Regions from separate parts of the Homo sapiens genome. Here region 1 is linked to region 2. Evidence: chromatin loops called from intact Hi-C (ENCODE). Cell type or tissue: IMR-90. All regions are shown on one strand. Each heading gives the region's core, and the rest is flanking DNA. Links, peaks and the distances in the headings are about the cores only.

Region 1 (15,809 bases), core at 7,301-9,800, 50 kb before region 2:
TGTAAAAATACTAATACACCAAAAAAGTACCATTTATTTTCTCTGTGTGTGTGTGTGTGTAGTCAGTTCTGCTACAATGCTTGTTTTGAAAACATAAATTTTGGCTGGGCACGGTGGCTCATGCCTGTAATCTCAGCACTTTGGGAAGCCAAGGTAGGCAGATCACGTGAGGTTGGGAGTTTGAGACCAGCCTGGCTAACATGGTGAAATGCTGTCTCCACTAAAAATACAAAATTAGCTGGGTATGGTAGCGGGTACCTGTAATCCCAGCTACTTGAGAGGCTTAGGCAGGAGAATCACTTGAACCTGGGAGGCAGAGGTTGCAGTGAGCCGAGATCACACCATTGCACTCCAGCCTGGGTGACAGAGAGAGACTCCATCTCAAAAAAAAAAAAAAAAAAAAAAAGAGAAAGAAAAGAAAATATAAATTTCCTCCAATGTGATTGATATATTCAGGAACAATTTGAGCATAACCAAATTTTGTGTTTGCTATGCATGATTTTATTCAAAAGAAACACTGGATGAATGCAGAAAACTACACCCAGCTGAACCAAGCCACATAGGAATACACAAAATAAACACACTGCAAACACCCACCAGCTGCCTCAGCAATCTCTGCGTGCTACGAGCCACACCCATCCACACCTGGTGTCACAACTTTAAGATTTCAGACAACTTCCCTCCACCGCTTTCCAGGAACTCACAAGCTGAAACCCTTCTGACGCCTACTTGCACAAACAAACTTTAGGACTTTTCCAATGTACCATTTTTATTGCAGCATTTACGTATATTTTTAACCATTTAACATGTGTAAAATTGTGCTATTATTTTTATTAGGTTCCTATTTTTTTACGTGTCACTGACAAAGTTTTTGAGTGCTGTTCCCTTCCCTATAACTTTTTTTTTGAGACGGAGTCTCGCTCTGTTGCCCAGGCTGCAGTGCAGTGGCACGATCTCAGCTCACTGCAACCTCCACCTCCCAGGTTCAAGCAATTCTCCTGCCTCAGCCTCACAAGTAGCTGGGATTACAGGCATGCGCCACCATGCTTGGCTAATTTTTTTGTATTTTTAGTAGAGACAGGGTTTCACCATGTTGGCCAGGCTGGTCTTGAATTCCTGTGATCCAATCACGCCTCTGCCTCCCAAAGTGCTGAGATTACAGGCGTGAGCCACCTGGCCCGGCCACCCTATGACTTTTAATGTGTGATTTTGCATAGTGCTTTGATTTTAATTATTGTAGCAGAACTGACTGCATACTTGTTTTTTTCCTAAAAAGATACTAGATATATTCTTATACACACACAAATATGTTCATGGATGTGTGTGTATGGATGGATAGAGTCCACTTTAATAAGCTGATAGCAGTCAATCAATTTATCATTAGGGATGGAGAGACTGAAGGAGGTGGCTACAGAGATTTTAGTCTTCTTTACGTAGGTTTAATATTTTTTAAGGAGAGTTTTTAAGTCAGGTCTTAATTGTATAGCTAAATTTTTAATTGTTTTAGAAAAAAGAATGCACTATTTGTACACCCACCTTCTTAGCAACATCATTCCCAACAGCCAAGCAGTGGAAGCAACCCACGTGTCCATTGATGGATAATGGATAAAGAGATTATGATAGATCCATGTAATGGAATATTACTTGGCGTTAAAGAATAAGAAAATCCTGTCACATGCCACAACAAGGATGGACCTTGAGGACATTATGTTAAGAGAAAGAAGCCAGTTACAAAAAAACAAACACTTTTTCTTTCTTTTTTTTTTTTTTTTTGAGACAGAGTCTCACTCTGTCACCCAGGTGAAAGTGCAGTGGTGCCATCTCAGCTCACTGCAACCTCCACTTACTGGGTTCAAGGGATACTCGTGCCTCAGCCTCCCGAGTAGCTGGGATTACAAGTATGCACCACCAAGCCTGGCTAATTTTCGTATTTTTAGTAGAGACAAGGTTTCACCATGTTGGCCAGACTGGACTCAAACTCCTGGCTTCAAGTGATCTGACCGCCTCGGCCTCCGAAAGTGCTGGGATTACAGACGTGAGCCACTGCACCCGGCCTCATTTACTTTTTTAACAGCAGCTCTCCTAATGGGTGGGAAGTGGTATCTCCTGTTGCTTTCTTTCTTTCTTTTTTTTTTTTTTTTTGAGACTGAGTCTCACTCTGTCTCCCAGGCTGGAGTGCAGTGCCACGATCTCAACTGACTGCAACCTCTGCCTCCTGGGTTCAAGGGATTCTCGTGACTCAGCTTCTTGAGTAGCTGGGGTTACAGACGTGCGCCACCACACCCAGCTAATTTTTGTATTTTTAGTAGAGACGAGTTTTCACCATGTTGGCCAGGCTGGTCTCAAACTCCCGACCTCAGGTGATCTGCCTGCCTCAGCCTCCCAAAGTGCTGGGATTACAGGCGTGAGCCACCACACCTGGCCAACAAATACTTTTTCTGCAGGGTTGTTAAACTAAGGTAACAAAATAAAAAACAAACAAAACAAACCAAAAACCAAACACTGTGTGATTCTACTCTACATGGCAGCTAAAGTAGGTAAATTCATAGAAACAGAGACTAGAACAGTGGTTACCAGGAGTTTGGGGGAGGAAAGACCAGGGAGTTGGTATCTAATGCGTACAGAGTTCCTGAGTGCAGTGGCTCACTCCCGCAATCCCAGCACTTTGGGAGGCCAAAGCAGGAGGATCGATTTAAGACCAGTCTGGGCAACATGGCAAGAACTCATCTCTAAAAAAAAAAAAAAAAAAAAAAAAAAAAAATAGCCAGGTGTGGTGGTGTGCACCTCTAGTCCCAGCTATTGGGGAGGCTGAGGTGGGAGGATCTCCTGGGCCCCCAGGAGGCGAATGCTGTAGTGAACAGTGATCATGCCACTGCACTCTAGCCTGGGCGACATAGTGAGACTCTGTCTCTAAAATTAAAAAAAAAGAAAATAGTAATAATAATTGGCACAGAGTTTCCGTCTTGAAAGATTAAAAAATTCTAGAGATTTGTTGCAAAAAAAAAATGTGAATAAACAACGCTACTGAATTGTACATTTAGAAATGGTTAAGATGAAAAATTTTATGTCATGTGTTTTTTTAATCACAATTTTTTTTAAAGAGAGGATCCACAGTAACAAACCAATATACCACATTAATTGCACAAATAAAGCAACATACATGCAGGTTATGCAAAAAGATATGGAAGAACCCATTCTTTGCAGCTTCTAAAACAATAATTGGCGGCATATAAGTGAACAAATGCTAGCTGGTTAACGCTGGTTAGTGGGCCTATTGGGTTGGTTGGCTGATTGATTGGCGAGGGCACAATGCCCCACCCAGAGGCCTAACATGACAGCAGAGTCAGGAGGGTGCCATAAATAACACGTTAACGACATGACGTTCGCAGGGCCAGGAATTCAGGAGGCGCCGCGTTGCTTTGCCCCTTTTGAATTCGCCGTGAAACCAGATCCCGCCTGCCTTCTACCAAGAAGGTGCCCGGAAAATCTGCAACCCAGGCACACAAGCGGGAGAAGTTCCAGGCCCAAGGGCTACAGGTCAGCCAGGGTCTCCGGCCCCCCGTCCTGTTCACCACCCACAGATGCCCCTGCCAGCTGCTCCAGGAGAGAGGCCCAGAGCTGAAATGGCACGCCTGCGTGCGTGCCGCATAGCAGGAGGACAATCTTGGCAGGCCTCTATGGGAAGCTTGCAGAACACCTGCCTCTGGGGTGTGTGGGGGCTGACCCTCTGTAGGGCCCCCACTTTCCCAGGGCCCTCAGTGATCCTCAGACGTGCCCTGGGCCCCAGCCACCGCTTTCAGCAGCAATCAGAGTAATGGCCCGCATCTGCTCCACTGATGAGTGGGTGGGTCAGGGAGACACAGCATTTCCAAGCACTTGTGCTTCCAGGATCTCAGAGCAGCGTGGGGGAGGAAAGGCAGCTCCAGCCAGCTCTGTCCCTGCCAAGCCAACACGACTGGGAAGCGCCATCTCCTCATTCAGAATCACCTTTCCCACCTCTTGGCCCACTCAGACAACCTTCAAAAGCTAGTTAATGTCGCCTTCTCTAGAGAGCCTCCCATGAGCCCAGGTCTCCCACCTCTGTCCACCGCCACGGAGTTTAGAAGCCCTGATAGTTGGATCCTCCTTGCCCAGTTCACTTCCCGGCTTAGAGGAGGCTGCTTAAAGCAAACTAAACAACAAAGGAAGGAGGACAAGGCCTTCTTAGTGTGGAGCTGCTGAGCTGGAAGTCAAGAATCAAAGAATCTGGCCGGGTGTGGTGGCTCATGCCTGTAATCCCAACGCTTTGGGAGGCCAAGGCGGGCGGATCACTTGAGGTCAGCAGTTCAAGACCAACCTGACCAACATGACAAAACTCCGTCTCTACTAAAAATACAAAAATTAGCCGAGTGTAGTGGTGCACACCTGTAATCCCAGTTACTCTGGAGGCTGACGCAGGAGAATCGCTTGAACCTGGGAAGCGGAGGCTGCAGTCAGCCAAGATCACACCACTACATGCCCACCTGGGCAAAAGAGTGAGAATCTATCTCAAAAAAAAAAAAAAAGGGAAAAGAAAAAGTAAAATGGTTAATTTTATGTTAAGTGAATCTCGACTCAATAAAAGAAAAAAAATTTCCAGGATTTCAAATCCATCTCTAATTCCTCCTAGTTTTAGAGCCCCCATAGTAACATCATTTTCCTGTTTCATAGTTGGGGAAATCAAGACCCAGATAGGAAACAGAAGTGGCTTCTGCTTTTAGATTTGGAGCTATTGTCAGGGTCTCCTGACTCCCCATCCACGGGTCTTTCTGTCTCCATGATGCCTCTTGGGCCTCATCCTGCTCCCAGCCAGCTGTGTCCCCTGCCCAAGTTTTCTCTCTTGAACCTGTTTCCTTCTACATAAAATTGGTGACTTGAGCAAGACATAATACCTTTCATATGATTTATGAGAGCATCTGGATGGCCACTAATTTTTACTCTAATAGTTCATTTTACCATGTACTAGAAAGTAAATACAATTGGCGGGGCACAGTGGCTCACGCCTATAATCCCAGCACTTTGGGAGGCCAAGGCAGGCAGATCACCTGAGGTCAGGAGTTCAAGACCAGACTGGCCAACATGGTGAAATCCCATCTCAACTAAAAATACAAAAAAAATTAGCCGGGCTTGGTGGTGAGCACCTGTAATCCCAGCTACTTGGAAGGCTGAAGCAAGAGAATCACTTGAACCCAGGAGGTGGAGGTTGCAGTGAGCCGAGATCATGCTACTGCACTCCAGCCTGGATGACAAGAGTGAGAGTCTGTCCCAAGAAAAGAAGAAGAAGAAGGAGAAGGAGAAGAAAAATACAATTAGCAAATCAAACTTTCAGCAATAGAGACTGAAGTGTGTGTATCTAAATGTTTTCTTTTTAAAAAAATTTTTCATGGGCTGGGAGTGGTGGCTCACACCTATAATCCCAACACTTTGGGAGGCCAAGGTGGGTGGATCACTTAGGCCAGAAGTTCAAAACCAGCCTGGGCAACATGGGGAAAACCAGTGTCTACTAAAAAAATCCAAAAATTAGCCAGGCATGGTGGTGCACACCTGTAATCCCAGCTACTTGAAAGGCTGAGGCACAAGGATCACTTGAACCCAGGAGGTGGAGGATGCAGTGAGCTGAGATAGCGCCACAGCACTCCAACCTGGGCAACAGAGCAAGACTCTGTCTCAAAAAAATAATAATCATAAAAAATGAAAATGTCGTGAATGCTTGCTTTCCTCTAAAAAATAATTCTTGCATTTGCCACACAAAAGCTAGAGAGCTTGACTATGTCTGTATCCCTTATTGGTGGGAAAGACTCATGTGTGCAGGCCTTAAAATAGATGTTTATTTAATTTTTTAAGTGAGTTGGTTTAGAGGAAAATATGAAGAGAGTAATCCTACAGGTGGTGTAATCATGGAAAAACAGAGCTAAGAAGGAACGTGGCTGACTGAAGTACAGGACTTGCTGGGTGGCAGCTGTGACATTCTACGAGCCCATGACAAGCCTTGGGCTTCCCCTGCCCCCTAGCATGGCTATTTAGGGTTCCAACCTAAAACACACCAGCCGGGATTGGCAAGGAGACAGGTGGGGCCTTGCGGGGACCCTCACTCGGGGAAACATATGAAGCTTTGTCTCCCAGCAGCCCCATGCTCCATACAACTGTTGGTCAGGACCCTTGGGCTCCATCCCTGGTCTGCCCAGCCCCCTTTTTAGCTCCCTTCCCCTGGTTCCCCCCTTACCTCCCCAGATATCTACATGGTGACCTCATCCTCCAAGCCCAAGCCCTGGGCTAGCCGCCCTGCTGAGAAGGGACTTTGAGGGAAAGACGTAGGTATAACCTCTCCAAGGGAAAGTGTCTACACTGAAACCGTGCCCAAAAAAAGTATTTAAATTGAAGCCCAGGGGCATACCTTTCTGAGGGTGGAATTTGAGGCCATGTGACAGGTGGCAGGGGGAGACATTTTTGGACGGTGGGGGACTTGCCAACATCTTTTGAGCGCATCCCCTAGGCAGCTGCTGAGTCCAGCATTTGGACAGGCAGGCAGTTCTTTTTCTGGGCAACTTCATTTCAGGAGTGGACAAGTTTGGCCTAGCTGGGCTGGCTGGAGGCTCTCAAATCCTCCAAAAGTTACCTTGCTACACAGTTTCTCCCCGGCAAGCTCAACCAAGAATTTGGTGGAGCTGGAAGAATGTAGACGTTGGAGCTGGACAGATCTGAGTTTGAGTTCTGGCTCTGTCTCTGGCCAGCTGTATGGCTATGGGTGTGCCCCTGCACCTCTGGGCCTCAGGCTCCTGCCTCCAACAGGAGGTGAATAATTCCAAACTTTGAGAATGATCAAAATGGATGTCCACAGAAGGCGGCACCTTGTAGGTGTGGATAAGCAGTGTATTATTTTAAAGAAAAGGTGAATTTTCTTTTAGACATAGCCCATCAGACTATGGCTTGGGGACTAAAAAGAAATGTCACCCAACAAAATATAATCTGGGTATATGTACGTTTGGGGATGAGGGATGAAAACATGAGTAGATGAAGAAAGAGAAGAAAACATTCCTTTAGACCAGGCTCAGTGGCTCATGCCTATAATCCTAAAGCTTTGGGAGGCCGAGGCAGGAGGATCACTTGAGGCCAGGAGCTCGAGACCAGCCTGTGGGCAACATAGCGAGACCTCATCTCTTCCAAAAATTTTAAAATGAGCTGGGGGTGGTGGTAAGCTACAGTCCCAGCTACTCAGGAGGATGAGGTGGGAGGATGGCTTGAGCCTGGGAGTTCGAGGCTGCAGGGAGCTGTAATTGCATCACTGCACTCCAGCCTGGGGGCAACTGAGCATGACCTGAAAAAAAAAAGAAAGAAAGAAAAAGAAGGAAGGAAGGAAGGAAAGAAAGAAAAAAGAAAGAAGGGAGGGAGGGAGGGAAAGGAAGAAAGAAAGAAAAGGAAGGAAGGAAGGAAGGAAGGAAGGAAGGAAGGAAGGAAGGAAGAAAAAAAGAAAGAAAGAAAGAAAAAGAAAGAAAGAAAGAGAGAAAGAAAGGAAAGAAAAAAAGGAAGGAAGGAAGGAAGACAGACTTTCCTCCAAATACATTTTTATACCTCTGGTTATTGAACCCAAGCAACCTTATTACCTACTCCCAAGATGAAATTTACAAACATACATCATGCAGGAGAGTAGCCTAATGTCCGCATGGTCCCCCCCAGCCCCGACCCCACCCCCCGCCATGCACACCCCCCGTCCCCACCCCTGATCGCAAACAAGGGCATTGCTTTGTGTCTCCCCTTAAGGCAGTTTGTAAAGAGCCCGAGTAAGGAGCGAAAACAAGGGCAACCCTCAAACAAGTTGTTGGACTTCGCCAAGCAACTGGCCTCCCCATCGCTAATTAAGTTAATCCGGGTGGGTTTTTCTTTTCTTTTCTTGCCTGATTCCCTCCTGCAGAATCAGCAGGAACACCAAAGAGAAATGTTCATGGTAACCCGCCAAGCAGGCCTTCTCTTCAGCTGACAAGATGCATTAACGCCACAGAGAAGGGAAACTTCCCCCCTACACCACACGAGTAATAAAAAACCTGTTTTGTTTTCAGCTGACCACACAGCGCATGTGCCAGGGTAAATAGATCTCCTTTCTGCGGCTTTTCACCCCCTTCTCCTCCACCATCCCCACCCTCTTTCCATGTTTGGGGAGTTTTGATATGTCATAACATTGTGTCTGTTTATCTGAAATATTTCCACTCAAAATGCTTGTTTGCTCAACCAGACTGACATGTTGACATAGCTCCCGACAGCTGAGTGACTCCGATTGAAATAAAATGTAAAGTAAACACATTTGCATACAGTTTATATACAGCCTGGGTCTGAGGAAGCAGAGGAAGTAGGGAGATTGAAATCCGAATTTCTTATCTTCCATCACCCCGGCCTTCAGGGACCCTCCCTTCTTTTTTCCAGCTCTCTGTTCCCGAAATGCCTCCTGAGTCATAGGCTCAGCCTGCCTTTGGGGGTCCGAAAAACATCCTTTCTAGTTTCTGCCTGATCTAGTTTCTTCCCTTCCTCGACGGGTGCGTTTGAAGGCCTGAGTAATTTTCTTACGAGCTCTGAGAGCATGAGCCCAGGCGAATCCAAACAAACGAGCTGTGTGTGTTTGAGCAGATTCCATCCTTCTTTGAGCCTCTTTTTGTGAAATGAGGGAGTTGCACTCAAGTTGATCTCTTGGAGATTTCCAATGTTGATCTTCTGTGTAGCCTGTCTCAGATACTCAGGAACACCACACTTTTAATGGTTGAGCTGTCCTGTCCTGGCACACAGAGACTAACTTGCTTTTTTTTTTTTTTTTTCTTCTTTTTTTTTGAGATACGCTTTTACCCTGTCGCCCAGATTGGAGTGCAGTGGTGTGGTCCCAGCTCACTGCAGCCTCCAACTTTTGCCTTCAGGCCATCCTCCCACCTCAGCCTCCCAAGTATCTGAGGTTATAGCCACAAGTCAGCACACGCATTGAAACCAATTTTCTCTTTCTTTTGTTCTCTTCCTTTTTTCTTTCTTTCTTTCTTTCTCTTTCTTTCTCTTTCTTTCCCTCTTTCCCTCCTTCCTTCCCTCCCTTTTCTTTTCTTTTCTTTTTTTTTCTTTTTCTGACACAGAGTCTTGCTCTGTAGCCCAGGCTGGAATGCAGTGGTGTGATCTCAACTCACTTCAACCCCCACCTCCCGAGTTCAAACAATTCTCCTGCCTCAGCCTCCCAAGTAGCTGGGATTACAGGTGCCCACCACTATGCTCAGCTAATTTTTGTATTCTTAGTAGAGACGAGGTTTCACCATGTTGGCCAGGCTGATCTTGAGCCCTTGACCTCGTGATCTTCCCACCTCTGCCTCCCAAAATGTTGGGATTACAGGCGTGAGCCACTGCACCCGGTCCCTTCCTTCCTTTTCTTTTTTGAGACAGGCTCTCACTCTGTTGAGCAGGCTAGAGTGCAGTGACATGATCACAGCTCACTATAACCTCAAACGCCTAGACTCAAGAGATCCTCCCATCTCAGCCTCCCAAGTAGCTGGGACTACAGATGCATACCACCAATCTGGCTAATTTTTTTAAATTTTTTCAGCCTCCTGCTACACCCAGGCAAGACTAATTTCTTTTTTTCTTTCTTTTTTTTGAGACAGAGTCTCGATCTGTCTCCCAGGCTGGAGTGCAGTGGCGTGATCTCAGCTCACTGCAAGCTCCGCCTCCCAGGTTCACGCCATTCCCCTACCTCAGCCTCCTGAGTAGCTGGGACTACAGGTGCCCGCGACCACACCCAGCTAATTTTTTTTTATTTTTAGTAGAGACAGGGTTTCACCATGTTAGCCAGGATGGTCTCAATCTCCTGGCCTCGTGATCTGCCTACCTCGGCCTCTCAAAGTGCTGGGATTACAGGCTTGAGCCACTGCGCCCGACCGACAAGGCTAATTTCTTTTTTTTTATATATATACTTTAAGTTCTAGTGTACTTGTGCACAACATGCAGGTTTGTTACATATGTATACATGTGCCATGTTGGTGTGCTGCACCCATTAACTCGTCATTTACATCAGGTATATCTCCTAATGCTATCCCTCCCCTCTTCCCCCACCCCACAACAGGCCCCGGTGTGTGATGTTTTCCACCCTGTGTCCAAGTGTTTTCATTGTTCAATTCCCACCTATGAGTGAGAACGTGTGGTGTTTGGTTTTCTGTCCTTGTGATAGTTTGCTCAGAATGATGGTTTTCAGCTTCATCCATGTCCCTACAAAGGACATGAACTCATCATTTTTTATGGCTGCATAATATTCCATGGTGTATATGTGCCACATTTTCTTAATCCAGTCTATCATTGATGGACACTTGGGTTGGTTCCAAGTCTTTGCTATTGTGAATAGTGCCGCAATAAACATAGGTGTGCATGTGTCTTTATAGCAGCATGATTCATAATCCTTTGGGTATATACCCAGTAATGGGATGGCTGGGTCAAATGATATTTCTAGTTCTAGATCCTTGAGGAATCGCCATACTGTCTTCCACAATGGTTGAACTAGTTTACAGTCCCACTAACAGTGTAAAAGTGTTCCTATTTCCTCCACATCCTCTCCAGCTCCTGTTGTTTCCTGACTTTTTAATGATCGCCATTCTTTTTTTTTTTTTTTTTTGAGACAGTGTGTCGCTCTGTTGCCCAGGTTGGAGTGCAATGGCGTGATCTCAGCTCACTGCAACCTCAACCTCTGCCTCTGGGGTTCAAGCGATTGTCCTGCCTCAGCCTCCCAAGTAGCTTGGATTACAGGCGCCCACCATTATAACCAGGTAATTTTTTTTTTGTATTTTTAGTGGAGACAGGGTTTCATCATGTTAGTCAGGCTGGTCTCGAACTCCTGACCTCAGGTGATCCGCCCGCCTCTGCCTCCCAAAGTGCTGGGATTACAGGTGTGAGCCACTGCGCCTGGCCTAATGATCGCCATTCTAACTGGTGTGAGATGGTATCTCATTGTGGTTTTGATTTGCATTTCTCTGATGGCCAGTGATGATGAGCATTTTTTCATGTGTCTGTTGGCTGCACAAATATCTTCTTTTGAGAAGTGTCTGTTCATATCCTTCACCCACTTTTTGATGGGGTTGTTTGATTTTTTTTTTTTGTAAATTTGTTTAAGTTCTTTGTAGATTCTGGATATTAGCCCTTTGTCAGATGGGTAGATTGTAAAAATTTTCTCCCATTCTGTAGGTTGCCTGTTCACTCTGATGGTAGTTTCTTTTGCTATGCAGAAGCTCTTTAGTTTAATTAGATCCCATTTGTCAATTTTGGCTTTCGTTACCATTGCTTTTGGTGTTTTAGTCATGAAGTCCTTGGCAAGGCTAATTTCTTAACTCCCCCCCCCCCCCGTCCTTAGGAAATGGAGCTCCACCTAATTCCTCGCTCCTTCTCTCCAGTTTCATAAAGGAATCCTAAGACAGCACTCAGAAAATCCAGGGATAGCAACGCCTTGTCTAAGTCTCCGTCTTATACCAGTGGCACACAAGACTAAAAGAGTGCAGTACTTCTTTTCTCTAAGCATCACACAACCTCAGAACCCTACTTAACACAGCGGTCCCAGTAGCTAACACACTGATTAGAGTTGGCTTTCAAGATGCAACCCATTTCTCACCTCTCGTCCAATCCAGTGGTTCTTAGAGTGGGGTCCCTGGAGCAAGAGCAGTGATATTCAGGAGGTCTTTGGTGGGATCCAAGACTCCACATTTCTAACAAGCTCCTGGGTGGTCAATGCTGCTAAGCTGAGGACCACACTTTGAGTAGCCAGCCTGTGACCCCCTGTAACCTACCCCTCCAAATGCTGCCAGCCTCTCAGATGCCCATTTGCAGATTCACTTTTGTTCCTCATCCTTGTCAGACAGTTCCAAGACTACAGCAAACTGGACCTGACCACCACATGGGTACATTTCAAAACGCTTATTGACACACACCGCAAAGAAAAGGAGTATCAAAGCACAGCATTTGCCTAGAGAAACCCAAACACTGTGAAAGGGCTGAAAGATAAATTCAGGCAAATATGTTTGCATACAGTTGACAGGCTTTTGCCCAGACCCAAACTGCTCTCCAGGTGAATGAAGCCACCGTTACAACTTGCCTGGGGCCTGGCAGAGCTTGGCAGAGCTTGGCAGGAGGCAGGAGGCCACCGTATGATTGCAGAGCCTGTGCAACTGACCCTCCTTCCTGCCTCTGAGACCCTCCCCTCATCAGAGGAGCTGGATCTCAGTAAATCATTCTGACACTCTTGCCCGTTCCCTGAGCAGAATGGGCAGTCAACAGAGGGTTACTCATAGCACCACGGGCTGCAAGCCTCTACCCTAGGGAAGGTGCGTGAAGGCAGCCTCAGACTCTGTAAGCACCACTGGATAAAGAGGCAAGAGAAGGGGTCAGGTGGGGTGGCTCACACCTGTAATCCCAGAGCTTTAGGAGGCAAAGGTGGGAGGATTCCTTAAGCCCAGGAGTTCGAGGTTGCAGTTAAGCTATGATCACACCACTGCATTCCAGCCTGACGGGGGAAAAAATAGGCAGAGAAGGGAGGACTACAAGGAATCCTAATTTATTTAATCGTAGAATATGGGATGCCTCAGACTGGGCTGTGCCTGGTCATACTTCTTGCCTTTTCCTACCTGTTCTGTGCTAAACCCAAAATGCATTCCCTACTCTTCTCTAGTTGTTCAATTCCAATGTTAAACTCACAGTCCTCCTCTTTATCATACCTAATATGCAGTAAGCACCTAAAACATGCCACAGACTGGGCTAATAATTTAACCAAAATTAGTTTACCATAATGCCACCACGTAGCCCTTTATGAAAGATCAGGCCAGGCGAGGGGGCTCACGCTTGAAATCCCAGCACTTCGGGAGGCCGAGGTGGGTGGATCACCTGAGGCCAGGAGTTTGAGACCAGCCTGACCAATGTGGCAAAACACTGTCTCCACTAAAAATACAAAAATTACCCAGGCATGGTGGTGTATGCCTGTAATCCCAGCTGCTCGGGAGTCTGAGGCAGGAGAATCGCTTGAACCCGGGAGGCAGAGGTTGCAGTGAGCCGAGATTGCACCACTGCACTCCAGCCTGGGCAACAGAGCGAGACTCCATCTCAAAAAAAAAAAAAAAAAAATCAGAAAGCAGAGACTTGGAGAAGAAAGGTAGCTTGCCCAAGGCCACATCACTTATAAGTGGCAGAGCCAGGGCTTGAATCCTGGTCAATTGGGTTGAATAGCCAGTGCTTTTGAAGGCTCAGAGCAAGCATTCGTTCCTCCAGGAGCTCTTCCACAATTACCCACTCTCATGCAGGCCCTCCTGTGTGTCCCCAGAGTACCCTCTATGTGACCTCTATTGTAGCACTTCCTGCACCATCTTGCTTTGCACCTCAGGGCCTTTGCATTTGCTGTTCCTACCACCTGAAATGCCCTTCCCCAGCAAGTCTCCAGTCTTTACCTCATCTGGGTCTGTATTCCTTTTCAATGGCTGCTGTAACAAATGATACAAATTTAGTGGCCTAAAACCACACACATTTATGATCTTCCAGTTCTGGAGGTGGACAGTTTAAAATGGGCTGGCCAGGCTGTGTTTCCTCCACAGGCTCTAGGAGACAATGTATTTCCTTGCCTTTTCTAGCTTCTCCAGGCGGCCACATTCCTTGGCTCATGGCCCCACGTCCACTCCTTCCATCATCACATCGTCTCTGACTCTGACTCGGAACCACCCACTTCCCTCTAATCAGGACCCCTGTGATGATCTAGGGGCCATCTGGATAATCCAGAATAATCCTTTCAACTCTAGAGCCTTCATGCAATCACCTCTGAAAAGTCCCTTTTGCCGTGTCAGGCAACATCCTCACAGGTTCCAGGGATTAGGACATGAACATCTGTTTGGGACCATCATTCTGCCCACCAGAGGATTTCTGTGTCAGATCTAAACCAGCATCTTCCATCACGTTCTGCTGTCCTTCCCTGATATTTTTCCCCAGAGCATTTGCCACCATCTGATATATCCTGAAGTTATTTGCCTGTTACCTGTCATTCTCCCACAAAAGAAGAGAATATCTCTTAGGCACTGCTGACTCCCTTGAACAATGCAGGCACACAGTAGGTGTTCAATAAAGGCTTTTGAATAAACGATGATTTATTTGTTTATTTATTTGTTTGTTTATTTATTTGAGACCAAGTCTCACTCTGTTGCCCAGGCTGGAGTGCAGTGGCATGATCTCAGCTCACTGCAACCTCTGCCTCCCAGGTTCAAGCGATTCTCCTGCCTCAGCCTGCCGAGTGGCTGGGATTACAGGCACGCACCATCATGCTCAGCTAATTTTTGTATTTTTAGTAGAGACGGGGTTTCACTGTGTTGGCCAGGCTGGTCTCAAACTCCTGAACTCAAGTGATCCGCCTGCCTCGGCCTCCCAAAGTGCTGGAACTACAAGCGTGAGCCACCATTCCTGGCCTTGAATAAACAATGATTGATGTCATGGTGGATTGTCCAGATTTCTTTTGTCACTGGGACCCCAAGGGCAGAGGCCCTGTCTGATGGCTTCATCTTCTCAAACATGGGCTAGATGAACCTACTACTTGCTCAGCCCTGCTTTTTTGCAACCACCAGCCCCAGGGAAAATAGAAGAAATCCTGAACTTCACACGCTAGAATTCACACAGCTGAAGAGTGTCCCAACACCCCAGGGGCTCCTAATGGGGAAATTATACACAGGCAGAGGAAAATGGGGTGTTGGTAATGTCACCCCCATCCTGAGTAAGCCTGCCTGGACCAGGCTTTTCTGTCCTGGCCCCAAGTTCTTTCCCAGCCTTGTCAAACAGCCGAGTGATTTAGCAAGAAAGCAGGTTCTTGCCACATTTATCCATACGTGGGTCAGGGCCACATCCTGTCTATGTGTCCATTTCTAAGTACAAGAGGAGAAATGAAACCCTTCCAACTGTGGTCACATGATTTTTTTTTTTTTTTTTTTTTTTTTTTTTTTTTTTTGAGACTGAGTCTTGCTCTGTCACCCAGGCTGGAGTGCAGTGGCACGATCTCGGCTCACTGCAACTTTTGCCTCCCAGGTTCAAGCAATTCTCGTCCCTCAGCCTCCCAAGTAGCTGGGACCACAGGTGCATGTCACCATGCCTAGCTGATTTTTTGTATTTTTGGTAAAGATGGGGTTTTGCCATATTGCCCAGGCTGGTCTTGAACTCCTGAGCTCAAGCAATCTGCTCACCTCAGCCTCCCAAAGTGCTGGGATTACAGGCGTGAACCACTGCACGTAGCCATGATTTCTTTTTTTCTGCTCCCAACTTTCTATCAACCTTATCCCACCATCCCCTCATCCTAGAGTTGGTGTTTGAAAATGTTGTGGGAGAAAAGAGAATGAAAAACAAGAAATAAAATCTGACTGTTTTGCTTCTCTGCTTAAAACCATCCTATGATGGGTGTGGTGGCTCATGCCTATAATCTCAGCACTTTGGAAGGCCTAGGCAGGAGAATCACTTGAGTCCAGGAGTTGGAGACCAGCCTGGGCAACACAGTGAGACCCTACCTCTACAAAATTAGCTGGACATAGTGGCACATGCCTGAACTTCCAGCTATTTAGGAAGCTGAGGTGAGAGGATCTCTTGAGCCTGGGAGGTCAAGGCTGCAGTGGGCTATGATCGCACCACTGTACTCCAGCCTAAGCAACAGAGTGAGACACTGACTCAAAAAAAGAAAAGAAAAGAAGGAAAGAAAGAAAGAAAAGAAAAAAACCTTGGGTATCATTTTCCTGGCTTCATCTCTTACTAGCTGTGTGGCTTTGGACAAGTTGCTAAACTTCTCT
Region 2 (15,809 bases), core at 6,982-9,481:
TTTCCCCTACCCAAATCTATCTCTTAAGCCAGAACGACTTTTTGCTAATAAAACTCTCTTTCATAAAGTTCTTCAGTGGCTCCCCATGACCCTCAAAATTAAGCTGGAATTCACAAGAAGGCTCTTCAGGCCCTACATGATCTAAGCCCAGCCAGACTCCATCCTCATCTCACCCTGCTCCCTTCTCCAGGTTAATACTTAATTCATCCTTCAAAATTTAGCTTAGATAGCCAGGTGCGGTGGCTCATGCTTGTAATCCCAGCACTTTGGGAGGCCGAGATGGGAGGATCACTTGAGGCCAGGAGTTCGAGACTAGCCTGGCCAACATGGTAAAACCCCATGTCTACTAAAAATACAAAAATTAGCCAGACGTGGTGGCGGGTGTCTGTAATCCCAGCTACTTGGGAGGCTGAGGCAAGAGAATCCCTTGAACTCAGATAGTGGAGGTTGCAGTAATCCGAGATTGCACCACTGCACTCCAGCCTGAGTGACAGAGTGAGACTGTCTCAAAAAAAAAAAAAAAGAAAAAAATCAGCTTAGATACCACTTCCACCAGGAAGTCTTCCTTGCCTGCCCCTCAGGTGTAAGTCGGGTCCACCTACTCAGTACTCCAAGAACACTCTGTTATCATAGCACTCAGCACAGTGTGGTTTTGTTGCCTGTTAAGTTGTCTCTCTCCCCCAGATGGCAGTGGGTATGCACAGAGCTTCACACATTGTGTCTCGTATTTACCAAATGCCCTGAGCCATTTATCACAAGTACATGGAGAAAGCTAGGACTGAAAGCCATTGCTCACTGACTCCAGGGACTGTGTTCTGTCTACTGTTCCACACGGGTGTTGCTGGAAACACAAGAATCTGTCTAGACTAGCAGGCCCCAGAGGGGCTAGGCCCAAGTGTACAAGGGCTTGGAATGGCAAACACATGCTTCCACTTTCCAAACCCACATCCATGGCAGACATTACTAATGGACCACCACATTTCTTCTCATTGATCCCAGGCTTAACACAGGGCCCCAGCCAGTCTCCATCAGTTGACTCAAACTTACAAGTAAGGAGCCAGGCAGGGTGGTACATGCTTATAATCCCAACTAGCTACTTGGGAGGCTGAGGCAGGATGATCACTTGAGCCCAGGAGTTTGAGACCAGCCTGGGCAACAGAGTGAGACCCCGTCACTACAAAATTAAAAATTTTTTAAATTAGCCAGGCAAATTGTTGTTGTTTTTAAATTATAGACAGGGCCTCAGCTTGCACCTGACATGAAATCTGTTTACCATTGTTATCTATTGCCCAATGACCCTGTTTTGTGGACCAGAAAAAATGAAGCTCTGTCTTTCCCAATATCACGTGCAAGTTCATGTGAAAGCAGAGACAGGCCCTCTCCACTCCCAGTTTGGTGTAATTTCACCGCCCCTCCTGGCATCTGGAGACAAGCTTCTTACGCTGTGTGGTCAGCCTACCCTCAGGACATCTAGAGAAAGAAGCTTTCTTGTGAAACTGGGCCAGTAGACTCATAGAAGACTCTAAGGACAAGAACACCTTCTAGAATGACGCAGGGGACTTCCTTAAGTTTCCTGGAGGCAAGCCAGGCATGGAGGCTCATGCCTGTAATCCCCAAACTTTGAGAGGCTGAGGTGAGAGGATCATCTGAGGTTAGGAGGTTGAGACCAGCCTTGGCAACATAGCAAGACCCCATCCTACAAAAAATAAAAAATTAGTCAAAAGTGGTGGGTGACCCTGTAGTTCCAGCTACTCAAGAGGCTGGGATGGGAAGGTCACTTGAGCCCGGGAGGTGGAGAGACCCTGAATCTAAAAATAAATGAATAAATCAATAAATACAATTTTAAAATTAAAATTGGCTAGGTATGGTGTCTCACTCCTATAATCCCAGCACTTTGGGAGGCCAAGGCGGGAGGGTACCTGAGGTCAGGAGTTCAAGACCAGCCTGGCCAATATGGTAAAACCCTGTCTCTACTAAAAATACAAAAATTAGCTGGGTGTGGTGGCCCATGCCTGTGATCCCAGCTACTCAGGAGGCTGAGGCAAGAGAATCGCTTGAACCCAGGAGGCGGAGGCTACAATGAGCCGAAATCATGCCACTGCACTCCAGCCTGGGCAACAGAGTGAGACCCTGTCTCAAAAAAAAAAAATCCTTTAAACTAAGAAACCAACATTGGTTCATTACTCTGAACTAAACTCTAGATCTTCTTCAGATTTCATCCATTTTTCTGGCCCAGGATCCCATCCGGAGTACTATGTTGCCTTGAGCACATTCTCTTTTTGATAAATACAGTTCCTGGATTACTCCCTTTCTCCTGCCATGTAATTCCTTCTCTCACTCAGAAATGAATTTGTCTGTTGTTTTGCTTTGGTCTGGCTCATCCCCTCTCCCCCATTTTACAAATTATAGTTTAGGGAAAAGTTTCACCTGATTCTATCTAATATTGTCAGCAGCCCTTGTCCACCACATTCATTTTTCCTCTTTCTGTTTTAAAATCTAGTTCACATCATCAAAATGGCCACTAGCACTTCCTGAAAAACTTGGCAACACATTTTACTGTATTTCAAAAAAAAAAAAAAGTTCTGCTTTTTTTTCCCCCGTCCCCCCACCCCAAACTTCGTTTGTTCTTTTATGACTAAGGATATTTATCTCCTGCTTGCTTTAGAAGTTTATGAGCTGCTTTTGCTTTGAATTCCAGGCCAAGGTCAGTCCTCCTTTTGTCATGATGTCACGGCCTGTTGCCGTGGTTACCCCTGTGACATCATCAGACCAATCTGGGGGCCTGCTGGGGCAGGGGGGAGAGGGGCTTTGAAACCGCTCCTTTCATCTGTCTTTGGTGAGGGCGGTGTTGCTGCTTTTTGTAAAAGTTTTTGAGAATGGCGAGACACTAAAGGGAAGAGTTAATAAGATTTACTACCCCCCAAAATGCCGCAGACCCCTAAAAGTCAGGCCACAATCAAAGGCTGCAGGCTTCTGAAGGGAAAAAGGCTAAAGGAATAAACGCATTTCCAAAAACCAGAACTCTGTATCTGTAAAAAGACCACCAGTATGCCACAAGGAGAAACACGCACGCCTGCACGCACACAGGCACACACACACACAATTGGCCCTCTCAACCAAATTGCCTCTAGATGGAATGTATTTCACGAGGTGTCCCTTGGTCTTTAATCTAATCTAATCTGTCTCTCCCTCAGCATAAAAGCAAAAGTAAAGAATCACAAACCAGGAATGCTTGGTTTGAAAGGCTTTTTAATAAAAGGAGAAAAGAAAAAGAACAAAAGCCGAGTGAACACTCAACAGACAGTTTTCATGTCACTAAAACAGCATCTTGAAAAATGTTAATCTTTTTTTTTTTCTTTTCCTTAGGGTCAGGGGAAGGGAAAAAAATGTGTTTTTATGGTGAACATGTGTCAAGAGGACTCCATCCCATAAACTCGGTGCCCACAATAAGTATATTTGTGTAGTAATTAATGTGAGATCAGAGACACAAGTTTTGCCAAAAGGCCATTGTCAGTATGGGGTACATTATTTAGGTCAAGAATCCAGTTTTCCAAATGTGGTATACATTGTGCTCGCTGTAATTAAGCGTTTTGTCATCTAACGACAAAGCGAGCAAGAGTGACTCCCAGACGGATTATACCTAAAACACAGTTTCCAAATGTTTCTTCTTGGCAAATCTTTTAAGGAAATTCTATGCAGAAGGAATGTCAAGACATCTGTAATTAGATCTGGGAGAAAAGGGTGGAAGGAAGATTACTGGGCTATTTTTTTTATTTTGTCTCTCAAAGAGACCCCCTGTAATTCCACGTCCTGGCTGTCAAGAGCCTTATCCATCACGGGTTCCTGGGTCATCTGTCTTTGCATTCACTTTCTTGCCGAGGTCTCCAGTAACACCCTTGCAATGCCAATTCTCCTCCAAGAAGTTTACTGCAAGCCGCTGTGAAGACAGAACGGACAGCGTCCAAAGTGCCTTGGGCCAGGCCCGTTCTTCGAACTCGGTAGATTTTGTTTCTGAAGGTTTCTGCTTTGTCATGCGCCTGGAGGTCTTATTAAGAAAGTAGAGGCCAGGCGCGGTGGCTCACGCCTGTAATCCCAGAACTTTGGGAGGCTGAGACGGGGGGATCATGATGTCAGGAAATCTAGACCATCCTGGCCAACATGGTGAAACCTCGTCTCTACTAAAAATACACAAATTAGCTGGGCGTGGTGGTGCGTGCCTGTAACCCCAGCTACTCGGGAGGCTGAGGCAGGAGAATCAATTGAACCAGGGAGTCGGAGGTTGCAGCGAGCCAAGATCACACCACTGCACTCCAGCCTGGTGACAGAGGGAGACTCTGTCTCAAAAAAAAAAAAAAAAAAAAATGCCGGGCGCAGTGGCTCACGCCTGTAATCCCAGCACTTTGGGAGGCGGGCGGATCACGAGGTCAGGAGATCGAGACCATCTTGGCTAACAGGGTGAAACCCCGCCTCTACTAAAAATACAAAAAATTAGCTGGGGATGGTGGCGGGCGCCTGTAGTCCCTGCTACTAGGGAGGCTGAGGCAGGAGAATGGCTGAACCCAGGAGGCGGAGCTTGCGGTGAGCTGAGATCATGCCACTGCACTCCAGCCTGGGCAACAGAGCGAGAGTCTGTCTCAAAAAAAAAAAAGAAAAAGAAAAAGAAAAGAAAGCAGAATGGAGTGCAGTTTGTAGGTCCCAGGGCTGCAATTTGGAAGACATTCATATTGCAAGGGAAATTGAAGAGGGAGCTAAAAGGATCCTTCCAGCACTGTGCATTTCAACTTTTTGGAGGGGCCGCAGCAGTAGGGGGGTGCATATTGGGGTGCATAGCCCCATCTGGGTCTGATGTTGGATGTTGGTTTGCATCTGTTTCTAGTTTTGTATGTTGGTATGGGTCTGCTTGTGCATGAATATGCTCCTGTACGCCTGTGGGTCTTTTGCATGTGTTTGCAAGCGTGTGATGCCTCGCTGTGCATGGGTCTGGGGGGGGGGGGTGCTGTCTCTGAGCATATTGCTGTGTGTGTTTCAAAGGCCGCTATGTGCTTGCCACACGCTCGGGGGCATTTATAACTTTATGTATGTGCATGAAAGAGCAACTGGGAAATATACTGCATTCATTATACTTTATACTCCCTTTTCCAACCAACAGGCTATCTGCAGACCTCTCAGCTCCTCATCACCCAAATACGATCTTAGGGGGTTCACAAAATAAAACAGGTCATAAATCTCAAGACTGGCTAGAACCTGGGGAGTTTTAGACAGAGAGAGGAGGGGGAAGGGCGGCAGGAGGGAAGTGGGTAAGAAGGGGTATTTTGATGAGGAATCTCTGCCCCTTCATGAAGCACTTCTCCGTGATGCCAACTTAGAGGCAATTTGCTCTTAGTACTAGGTGGGATCAGTCCAAGCGTTTGGGGATTTCTCCTCTCACTCGACCCCCTCCTCTTCTCCGTGCTAACAGCCAAGAACAGATGTGCCCCACTTTAATAATGCTGACCAGCTGGGGAGGCTGCAGCAAATGTCCACAGTTTTTTCCCCAAATGCTGATGTCTAAGGAGGCCTCTGGGATGAAGACAGGGGTCTCTCAGGCACATTTTGGGATCCTCCTGCTTCCAGAACCTTCCTCAGGTTTCCCTGAAAGAGGACACTAAAGAAAATATGGAATGCCTATAGTCTGTGCTTTTGGTATCCATGTGGCTGCATTGGTGTCCATTATGACCCAAGATGCTACAAGTGTAATATTCTGGGGTCCTCTGGACTGAGATGGGACCAGCATGCGTGAATAGGATTCAGGACAGAGCCGCGAAGCCACGCTTTCCATTAATTAATTAATTAATTAATTTTTAAAGGCAGGATCTTGCTTGTTGCCCAGGCTGGAGTGCAGTGGCACGATCATAGCTCACTGCAGCCTTGAACTCCTGGGCTCAAGTGATTCTCCCACCTCAGCTTCCTGAGTAGCTAGGACTACAGATGCACTCCACCATACTTGGCTAATTTTTTTTTTTTAAGTAGAGACGGAGGTCTCACTATGTTGCCCAGGCTGGTCTCAAACTACTAGGCTCAAGCCATCTTTCTGCCTCGGCCTCTCAGTGCTGGGATTACACATGTGAGCTACTGGGCTGACTCACTTTCCCTTTATTTTTATTTTTATTTTTTTTTAATAGAGAGACAGGGTCTCATCTCACTATGTTGCCCAAGCTGGTCTCGAATTTCTGAGCTGGAGTTCTCCCACCTCAGCCTCCCAAAGTGCTAGGATTACAGGCATGAGCCACCACACCCAGCCCCATTTTCCTTTTAAATGGCTGAAAAGAGGCAAGCTCTGATTGTCGCCCACGTAGATTATTTTTTCCCCTCCAGAAGATGAAAAGGGCCATTTGTTTGTAGAAGTCTCAACCTGGCATATTGGTCCATTTCATGTGTCAGTTTGCAGTTTTCTCTCCTCTGAAGGGCTGCTTGGGGAACACAAAGGCAGGAAATTCGATTCTACACAGGCCCCGTGACATCTCTGTTTGAGGGTGTGTGTGTGTGTGAGTGAGTGTGTGTTTGTATGGCGGCTGACAACGTGTTCTCTTCAATCAGATCATTGCTTCATGGTCTTATTGTCCCTGCAGCTTTAGAAACAGCTGGGGGGATTCTGTAAGAATCATTTGAATAAAACTTCTCATAAACTGTCCACTACAGAGTTTGGGAAGATAAACCTGTACTGTTAGGATTTTTTTTTTTTAAGACAGTCTGTGCTGATTTTCCAAATGTATTTCTTTAATATATGTGCTCCTCTCAGCACATATATTCCTTTTTTTTTTTTTTTTTTTTTTTTTTTTTTTGTAGAGACAGAGTCTCGCTCTGTCACCCAGGCTGGAGTGCAGTGGTGAGATCTCGACTCACTGCAACGCCTGCCTACCGAGTTCAAACAATTCTCCTGCCTCAGCCTCCCAAGTAGTTGGGAACACAGACATGCACCACCACACCTGGCTAGTTTTTTTGTATTTTTAGTAGAGAGGGGGATTTGCCATGTTGGTCAGGCTGGTCTCAAACTCCTAACCTCAAGAGATCCGCCCGCCTTGGCCTCCAAAAGTGCTAGAATTACAGGTGTGAGCCACTGCGCTAGCTTCAGCACACATCTGCTTCTAATTCAGGTGCAACATACACAGAAAACTACACACATAACATATGCATACCTAGCATTCAGATTAAAAAGAAACAGACATCCCCAGAAGTCCCCACAGTGTCTCCTTCCAGTCAATATGCACTAGGATAAAGCAACCACTCTCCTGACATCTAACAGAATCGATTAGCTCTGCATATTTTTGTGCTTTTCATCAACAGAACCACACAACATCACACTTGAGTAGCTGGCTTCTTTCCTTCAAAATTAAGTGTGTGAGGCCCGGCATGGTGGCTCACACCTGTAATCCCAGCACTTTGGGAGGCTGAGGTGGGTGGATCACCTGAGGTCAGGAGTTCAAGACCAGCCCAGCCAACATGGTGAAACCCCATCTCGACTAAAAATATAAAAAAATTAGCCGGGTATGGTGGCAGGCACCTGTAATCCCAGCTACTTGGGAGGCTGAGGTAGAAGAATTGCTTGAACCCGGGAGGCAGAGGTTGCTGTGAGTCGAGATTGCCCCACTGTACTCCAGCCTGGGTGACAGAGCTAGACTGCCTCAAAAAAAAAAAAAAAAAAAAAAAAGTAAAAAATGGGCTGATTCAGTAGTATCTCGTTATTACCAAAAGTATCTCATCAATACTGAAAAAAAAAAATTAAGCACGTGAGATTCACCACATTGCTCTATGTATTTGTAGATCGATGACTTTTCAACTGGGATTCATTGTGTGCGTCAGGGGATGTTAGACAACGTCTGGAGACATTTTTGGTTGTCACAACTGGGGGTGCATCTAGTGGATGCAGACCAAAAATGCTGCACAACATCTTACAAGGCCCAGGACAGCCTCCCTCCCCGCCGCCCCCCGCCACACACAAATTACCCAGCCCCAAATTTTAATAATGCAGAGATAAAAAATTCCAGTTTGGATCCATCATTGTCCTGGCTGTGCTTTGATTCCTCTGAAACACCATTTTTAATACTTCCTGGATGCCTAGGCAGGCACAGTGGAGTTAGCCTGAACTTCAAGTTCAAAGCTTCAGCTCAGAGGCAAGTTTACTGACCTCTAGTTTTATCCCCGAGGTGGGGGCAGGGAGGGTGGAAGGGTATTGGGATTGGATGGGAAGATGGAAGGGAGCAAAGGAGGGTCTTTCCCTAATGGTTTCTTAATCTCGTCTGGTGATGAATTTGACCTTAGAAGGACGTTGCAAGCCACATCTGCCTCTCTGGCAAGCAGGGGAAGGAAATGACAGAAAAGTTCTTACAGAGCCACACCGATGTACACAGACATAAACAGACAACCGCACAAGTCCAAACAGACACCCCCCACAGCTCTGAACACACACATACACACGCACGCACACACGCACGCGCACACACACACACGCACGCACACACACACGCACGCACATACATACTCACCAGCCAACACCCGGCCACACAGCAGGCCCCAGAGACACACGCTAGAGGAGAAAAGAAACACCAACACTGTCCTTAAAGGGGCCTCTCTCCACATCCAGCTATTTAAAGAAATAGTTAAGCCGGCCAAGTTCAAGGAAACCCAGCCAGCGCAATGACCACGTCTGTCTTGTTCTGTCTTGTCGTATAACGCTTGGGCCTTGTCGTATAACACTTGGGCCTAAACTCAGGGTTTCTCCACCTCAGCACTCTTGATATTTCCAACTGGGTAATTCTTTGTTATAGGAGCCGGCCTGTGCATTGCAATATATTTAACAGTATCTTTGACCTCTACAAACTAGATGCACCCCAAGTTGTGTCAACCAAAATTGTCTCTAGATATTGCACAATGTCACCTGGGGACATCACCCCTAGTTGAGAACTACTGACCTAGCACTGCAGTGGGCTTATAGAAGCATCCTCCAAATGAATTTTTTTTTTTTTTTTTTTGACAGAGTCTTGCTCTGTTACCCAGGCTGGAGTGGAGTGGCACGATCATGGCTCACTGCAGTCTTGACCTCCCAGGCTCAAGCAATCCTCCCACCTCAGCCTCCCTAGTGGCTAGGACCACAGGCCTGTGACGCCACGCCTGGCTAATTTTTTAAAGTTTTTGTAGAATTGGGGTCTCACTATGTTGCCCAGGCTGGTCTTGAACTCCTGGGGCCAAGGAATTCATCCTCCTCAGCCTCCCAAAGTGCTGGGATTACAAATGTGAGCCACCATCCGTAATCCCAGCCCCACATGAAATATGTGTTGATTCAATCAATGAGCCACTCTCATTCCTTCTTGAAAATAAATGGGGACCAGCTACAGTGGCTCACGCCTTTGGGAGCACTTTGGGAGGCCGAGGCAGGTGGATCACCTGAGCCCAGGAGTTCGAGAACAGCCTGGCTAACGTGGTGAAACCCTGTCTCTACTAAAATACAAAAATTAGCCAGGCATGGGGGCGGATGCCTGTAATCCCAGCTACTCAGGAGGCTGAGGCAGGAGAATCGCTTGAACCCAGGAGGTGGAGGTTGCAGTGAGCCAAGATGGTGCCACTGCACTCCAGCCTGGGTGACAGAGCCAAACTCCATCTCAAAAAAAAAGAAATGGGCTCCTAAGAAGAGTCAGCTGATCTCTCCTCTTCAGCATCGACATACATCAAGAGTTAAAAAGAAAACAAAGTCGGGCACGGTGGCTCACGCCTGTAATTCTAACACTTTGGGAGGCAGAGGCTGGCGGATCACTTGAGATCAGGAGTTTGAGACCAGACTGGCCAAAATGGTGAAACCCCATCTCTACTAAAAATACAAAAAAAATTGGGCAGAGTGGCACACGCCTGTAGTCCCAGCTATTCAGGAGGCTGAGATAGAAAAATTGCTTGAACTCAGGAGGCAGAGAGTGCATTGAGCCAAGATCATGCCATTGCACTCCAGCCTGGGCAACAAGAGTGAAACTCCATCTCAAAAAAAAAACAAAACAAAACAAAAACAAAAAAAACAAGGCCAGACGTGGTGGCTCACAGCCGTAATCCCAGCACTTTGGGAGTCTGAAGCGGGGAGATCACCTGAGGTCAGGAGTTCGAGACCAGCCTGACCAACATGGAGAAAACCCCGTCTCTACTAAAAACACACAAAAAATAGCCGAGCATGGTGGCGGGCACCTGTAATCCCAGCTACTCAGGAGGATAAGGCAGAAGAATCGCTTAAATCCAGGAGGTGGAGGTTGCGGTGAGCTGAGATCGCGCCGTTGCACTCCAGCCTGGGCAACAAGAACGAAACTCCATCTCAAAAAAAAAAAAAAAAAAAAAAAAAAAAAAAAAAATTGGAGATAGGTCCTAGGCTTCTTCCTCTACCTGGAATCCCAGCCTCTGAGACTAAGGCTTATGCTGGATTCTGCCTGGGTGGGGGCCATCTCTGCCATCAATGACGACTCTTGAAGAAGCAGCCCCCAGAGAGATGCCTACGCCACATGTGCTCTGTCATTTGATTGACGGACATGAATGCACTTTTCCGGACGCTGATTGGGTTTTAATTGTGTTTGGAACATTGTGCTCCCCACGCACCAGCTGAATTTGCTTCTGCATTCAGAAATGTTTTCACCTTCTCTTTTCTCTGGTGTGTCTGCCATGCTGCAGTTGGTGGCAGTGAGAAGGGCGATTGGGACCAGACAGTGCATCTGTGGAATTTTCCACACATTAGCCAAACCGGATCTGGAGCTTTCTTTGTTTTTACCCCTCTCCCCCGAGGACATATGAGTCTGGAAACAGGCTGGGAAGTGGGACTTCTGGCAGACTTAGCTGTAGGCTTAGGTGTCTACTGTCTGCATGTGGGAGGTAGGTCAGCCTTCTACCATCATCTCCAGCAACTGAAGGTCATACAGTCATTCAGCAAACATCCTCCAAATGACAGAGCATATCAGGCACTGAGGTTACAGAGATAATATACCTGTTTCTGGCTTTCACGTAGCAAGAGAAAGACTACAACAGCTCATTCAAGCATTTATTTTCAGGTAGTCTTCTGTACACTTTATAAATACTCACCCAATGAATCATAAAAATAACCCTATAAAATAGGTTTTGTTTTTTTTTTTTTCTTTTTTGTTGAGACAGAGTCTCACTCTATTACCCACTCTGGAGTACAGTGCTGCGATCTCGGCTCGCTGCAACCTCCACCTTGCGGGTTCAAGTGATTCTCCTGCCTCAGCCTTCCAAGTAGCTGGGACTACAGGCGAGCGCCACAATGCCCAGCTAATTTTTGTATTTTTTTGTAGAGACAGGATCTTACCATCTTGGCCAGGCTGCCCTCAAACTCCTGACCTCAAGTGATCCACCCGCCTCGCCCTCCCAAAGTGCTAGAATTACAGGCGTGAGTCACCACGCCCAGCTAGGAGTATTTTTTAACAGCTTTATTGAGAAATAGATATACAAAGAATGGGATATATTTATTTATTTTATTATTATTATTTTTTAAAATAGAGATAAGTTCTCACTATTTTGCCCAGGCTAGTCTTGAATTCCTGTGCTTAAATGATCCTCCTGTCTCGGCCTCCTAAAGTGCTAGGATTACAGGCGTGAGCTACTGCGCCTGTATATATCCAAAACTGGATATATTTAACGTGTGTAAGTTTGATGAGTTCAAATGTGTGTGGACACCCGTGCTACCACCATCACATTCAAAGTAATAGACATATCCAACACCTTCCTAAGTGTCCTGTGTGCTTTTGTTTTTGTTATTGTTTTTTGTTTGCTTTTCCTGTGATAAGAACATTTAACATGAGATCTACCCTCCTATCATATTTTGAAGTTCACAATACTGTATTAACTATAGCACAATGTTGTACAGAAGAGCTCTGGATCTTACTCATCTTGCATGACTGAAACTTTATATCCACTGAACAACACCTCTCCATTTTCCCCACCCCCAGCTCCTGGCAGCCACTTTGCTTGTTTATTTGTTTGTTTGTTTGTTTTTGTAAGATATAGGATCTCACTTTGTTGCCCAGGCTGGAGTGCAGTGGTGCAAACATGACTCACTGCAGCCCCAACCTCCTGGGTTCAAGCGTTCCTCCCACCTACGCCTCCCAAGTAGCTTAGGGACCACCAGTTAAATTTTTTTATTTTTTCTTTTTTGTAGAGATGGTCTCTCCCTGTGTTGCCCAGGCTGGTCTCAGGCTCCTGGGCTGAAGCGATCCTCCTGCCTTGGCCTCTCGAAGTGCTAGGATTACAGCTGTGAGCCACCACGCCTAGCCAAAAACTTCATTCTTTTTCTTCATCACCTTTTTATATTTTTTTCTGTATGATCAATGTTACTTTTTTTCCAGTTTTATTTGACAAACACTGGGAGAATAGGTTTCTCTGTTTCCATCCTGTCTAGACCATGGACTCATTTTGGTAAATCATGAAACAATCATCATGAATCTAGATCTGGCTCTAAGCTTCAGGTTCACAGCACACCCGACCACAGACTCTCTCCACATAGCTTTAGACCTCACCCTAGAGCACGGACTTTGCGGCTATAAGGCAGAGAAAACTCCCCTAAGACAAAACTGGAGCATGGGCCAGGCACGGTGGCTCACGCCTATAATTCCAGCACTTTGGGAGGCTGAGGCGGGAGGATCACTTGAGATTAGGAGTTCAAGACCAGCCTCACCAACGTGGTGAAACCCTATCTATACTAAAAAAAAAATCCACAAAATTAGCCGGGTGTGGTGGCACATGTCTGTAATCCCAGCTACTTGGGAGGCTGAGGCAGAAGAATTGTTTGAATCTGGGCGGTGGAGGTTGCAGTGAGTTGAGATCGCACCATTGCACTCCAGCCTGTGCAACAAGAGCGAAACTCTGCCTTAAAACAAACGAACAAACAAACAAAACAAAACAAAAAAACTGGAGCATGGTTCAACTCAAAAGCATCCCATGATTCTAGTTACAAAGCAGCGTTCTCAAGGGTGCAAGTTCTAATGCTACAGAATGTTTCTTCTTGGTAAACATTTCTGGAATCAAGATTTAACCACTGGCCACCGAAGAAATGCCCCCTGGAAGAATCTGACTCAGTCCGTCATTTGCCAGCCCTGCATCTATTATGACCTGTGCAATAACAAGGGTTTACAAAGATGCCCCACTGCCCTCCCTTTATTTGGGTTAAATGGACATAAATTGTGAAGGCCTCTCTGCTGGAGACTGGGAATTCACAGAAGGAATTCCTAGTCCCTGCACTGTGGAGCTCAGCACTGACTCCATTTGCAAATAAACAAGTCCTTCCAATTTTCTAGCACTTTACAAAGTAGGAAGCATCTGCCAGACAGAGGCAAGAGTTGAACAAGAAGCCAAGTCTAGCATGAAGGAGTCCAAATGTATCTCCTAAACCAAGAGGCCAGACCACACAATAAGAAAAGTTAGGGGCCGGGGGCAATGGCTCATGCCTGTAATTCCAGAACTTTGGGATGCTGAGGCAGGTGGATCTCCTGAGGTCAGGAGTTTGAGACCAGCCTGGCCAACATGGTGAAACCCTGTCCCTACTAAAAGTACAAAAATTATCCAGGTGTGGTGTCACACACCTGTAATCACAGCTACTCAGGTGGCTGAGGCATGAGAATCGCTTGAACCTAGGAGGCGGAGGTTGCAGTGAGCTGAGATCACACCATTGCACTCCAGCCTGGGTGACACAGTGAGATTCTGACTCAAAAAAAAAAAAAAAAAAAAAAAAGTTAGGAGCAGGGATTGGAGACATAAGAGACCGGTGAGATCTGGGAAGTTAGAGTCATAGGTGAAGGCAATGCCCAGAACAGGCCTAGCTGTAATGAGAATGTTTTGGATGCTATGCCTAAACCACTGCTTAGCTGATGCAACACCCAGTCCCAGCATCCCTCTCCCTTCCTGCCGCCTACCATGAGTCTAAAAAATGAAAGATTCACCTTCCTGGCCTCTTGGCAGTTACAGTTGACCATGTTGCAGAGTTTGAGCTAATAAAATAAAGTCTTGCTCCATCGCCCAGGCTGGAGTGCAGTGGTATGATCTCGGCTCACTGCAACCTCCACCTCCCGTGTTCAAGTGACCCTCCCATCTCAACCTCCTGAGTAGCTGGGATTACAGGCACTCGCCATCATACCCAGCTAATTTTTTGTATTTTTTGTTTTTTAAATACAGACGGGGTTTTGCCATGTTGGCCAGACTGGTCTTGAACTTCTGACCTCAAGTGATCTGCCCTCCTCAGCCTCCCAAAGCTCTGGGATTACAGACATGAGCCACCACACGTGGCCAAGTTTTGATTTCTTATAAAGGAGAAATGCTGAAGAGGAAAGCCTTCTTTCTGGTGCCACTCCTTTGTCTTAATGGCAGAGATGTGATGCCTGGAGCTTAGTCAGACATCATTGAACAAGAGGCAAGCATGAGAATAACAAGAGAAAATACTGAAGACGGTGGAAGTGTAATAGAGAAAACTGGGATGCTGGTGACCTCACAGGGCAGCAGCCCACCTCTGGACTACTCATCATGTGAGAAAGATAGGCCCCTCGTCATTTAAATGACTGTCAACTGGATTTTCTGCTACCAAAAGCCGGGTGTGGTGGCCCACGCCTGTAATCCCAGCATTTTGGGAGTCTGAAGCAGGAGGATCACTTGGGGTCAGGAGTTTGAGACCAGCCTGGCCAACATAGTGAAACCCTGTCTCTACTAAAAATATAAAAATTAGCCGGGCGTGGTGGCCCGTGCCTATAATCCCAGCTACTTGGGAGGCTGAGGCATGAGAATTGCTTGAACTCGGGAGGTGGAGGTTGCAGTGAGCAGAGATTGTGCCACTGCACTCCAGCCTGGGTGACAGAGCGAGACTCTGTCTCAAAAAAAACAATAACAAAAACAAAAACCTTCTGAGCGTATTTGAATTTCCATCTTGCTAAACAGAGTTGTGGGTGGGGTGGAGCACCTTTGTTGGATAGGCTGTGGGTAGGAAGCAAATGTCATCTGATAAAAGTGTTGGCAACTAAGCTGAGAGGTGTTTGTGAACAACTGGAAATAAGCTACCTATACAACTGCAGGGGGCGGGTATTAGCTAAAGCCTGGTGTGTCATAAAATTTCAATTCAATTTAATTTTATTTTTTTTGAGGCAGGGTCTCACTTTGTGCCTAGGCTGCAGTGCAGTGGCACGATCGTGGCTCACTGCAGCCTTGACCTCCTGGGCTCAAGGGATCTTCCTGCCTCGGCCTCCCAAGTAGCTGGAACTACAGGAGCACACCACCACACCCAGCTAACTTTTAAATTCTTTATAGAGACGAAGCTTGACCATGTTGTCCAGGCTGGTCTTGAATTCCTGGGCTCAAGCAATTTACCCACTTTGGCCTCCCAAATTAATTGCTGGGCCTATAGGCATGAGCCACTGAGCCTGGCCCATGATGCCTCCTGACAGTGGAACACAACTGAGCTCCTGGTGTAGAGACAGATTTATTGGCATGGAGAAGCACATTCTATATTGCTAAGCTTTGTAAAAGCAGGTTAGCAAACAATCTGAAAAGAGAGATCTAGAAAGGTGTTCACTGGGGCTGGGTGCGGTGGCTCATGCCTGTAATCCCTACACTTTGGGAGGCCGAGGCTGGCAGAGCACGAGGTCAGGAGATCGAGACCACCCTGACTAACATGGTGAAACCTCATCTCTACTAAAAATACAAAAAATTGGCCGGGCGTGATGACAGGTGCCTGTAGTCCCAGCTACTCGGGAGGCTGATCCAGGAGAATGGCGTGAACCCGGGAGGTGGAGCTTGCAGTGAGCCAAGATTGC

The links. A loop is a pair of places that touch in the nucleus more often than their neighbours do. Peaks named below come from ENCODE experiments on the same cell type or tissue, not always from the same donor. Only the 100,000 strongest peaks of a DNase experiment are listed, where the experiment ranks them.
Region 1: a loop joins it to region 2, with 4 times the contacts of the local background. A loop is called at or near these places in 2 of 110 quality-filtered maps.

The regions. Positions count from the first base shown.
Region 1 is chr12:114,805,806-114,821,614 of GRCh38, reverse strand. No RefSeq gene overlaps it. Among named protein-coding and RNA genes, the nearest start is that of TBX3, 130 kb to the right of the region's middle. RefSeq lists enhancers at 3,610-4,132, 5,645-6,145. In IMR-90, for the core only: no CTCF peak of the experiment used is centred there; DNase peaks (open chromatin) are centred at 8,094 and 8,584; H3K4me3 peaks cover 878 bases; H3K27ac peaks cover 1,784 bases.
Region 2 is chr12:114,755,412-114,771,220 of GRCh38, reverse strand. TBX3-AS1 (TBX3 antisense RNA 1) reads right to left here. Exons shown (of 2, transcript NR_187552.1): 2 at 3,233-3,937. Among named protein-coding and RNA genes, the nearest start is that of TBX3, 79 kb to the right of the region's middle. In IMR-90, for the core only: no CTCF peak of the experiment used is centred there; a DNase peak (open chromatin) is centred at 8,400; H3K4me3 peaks cover 189 bases; H3K27ac peaks cover 1,724 bases.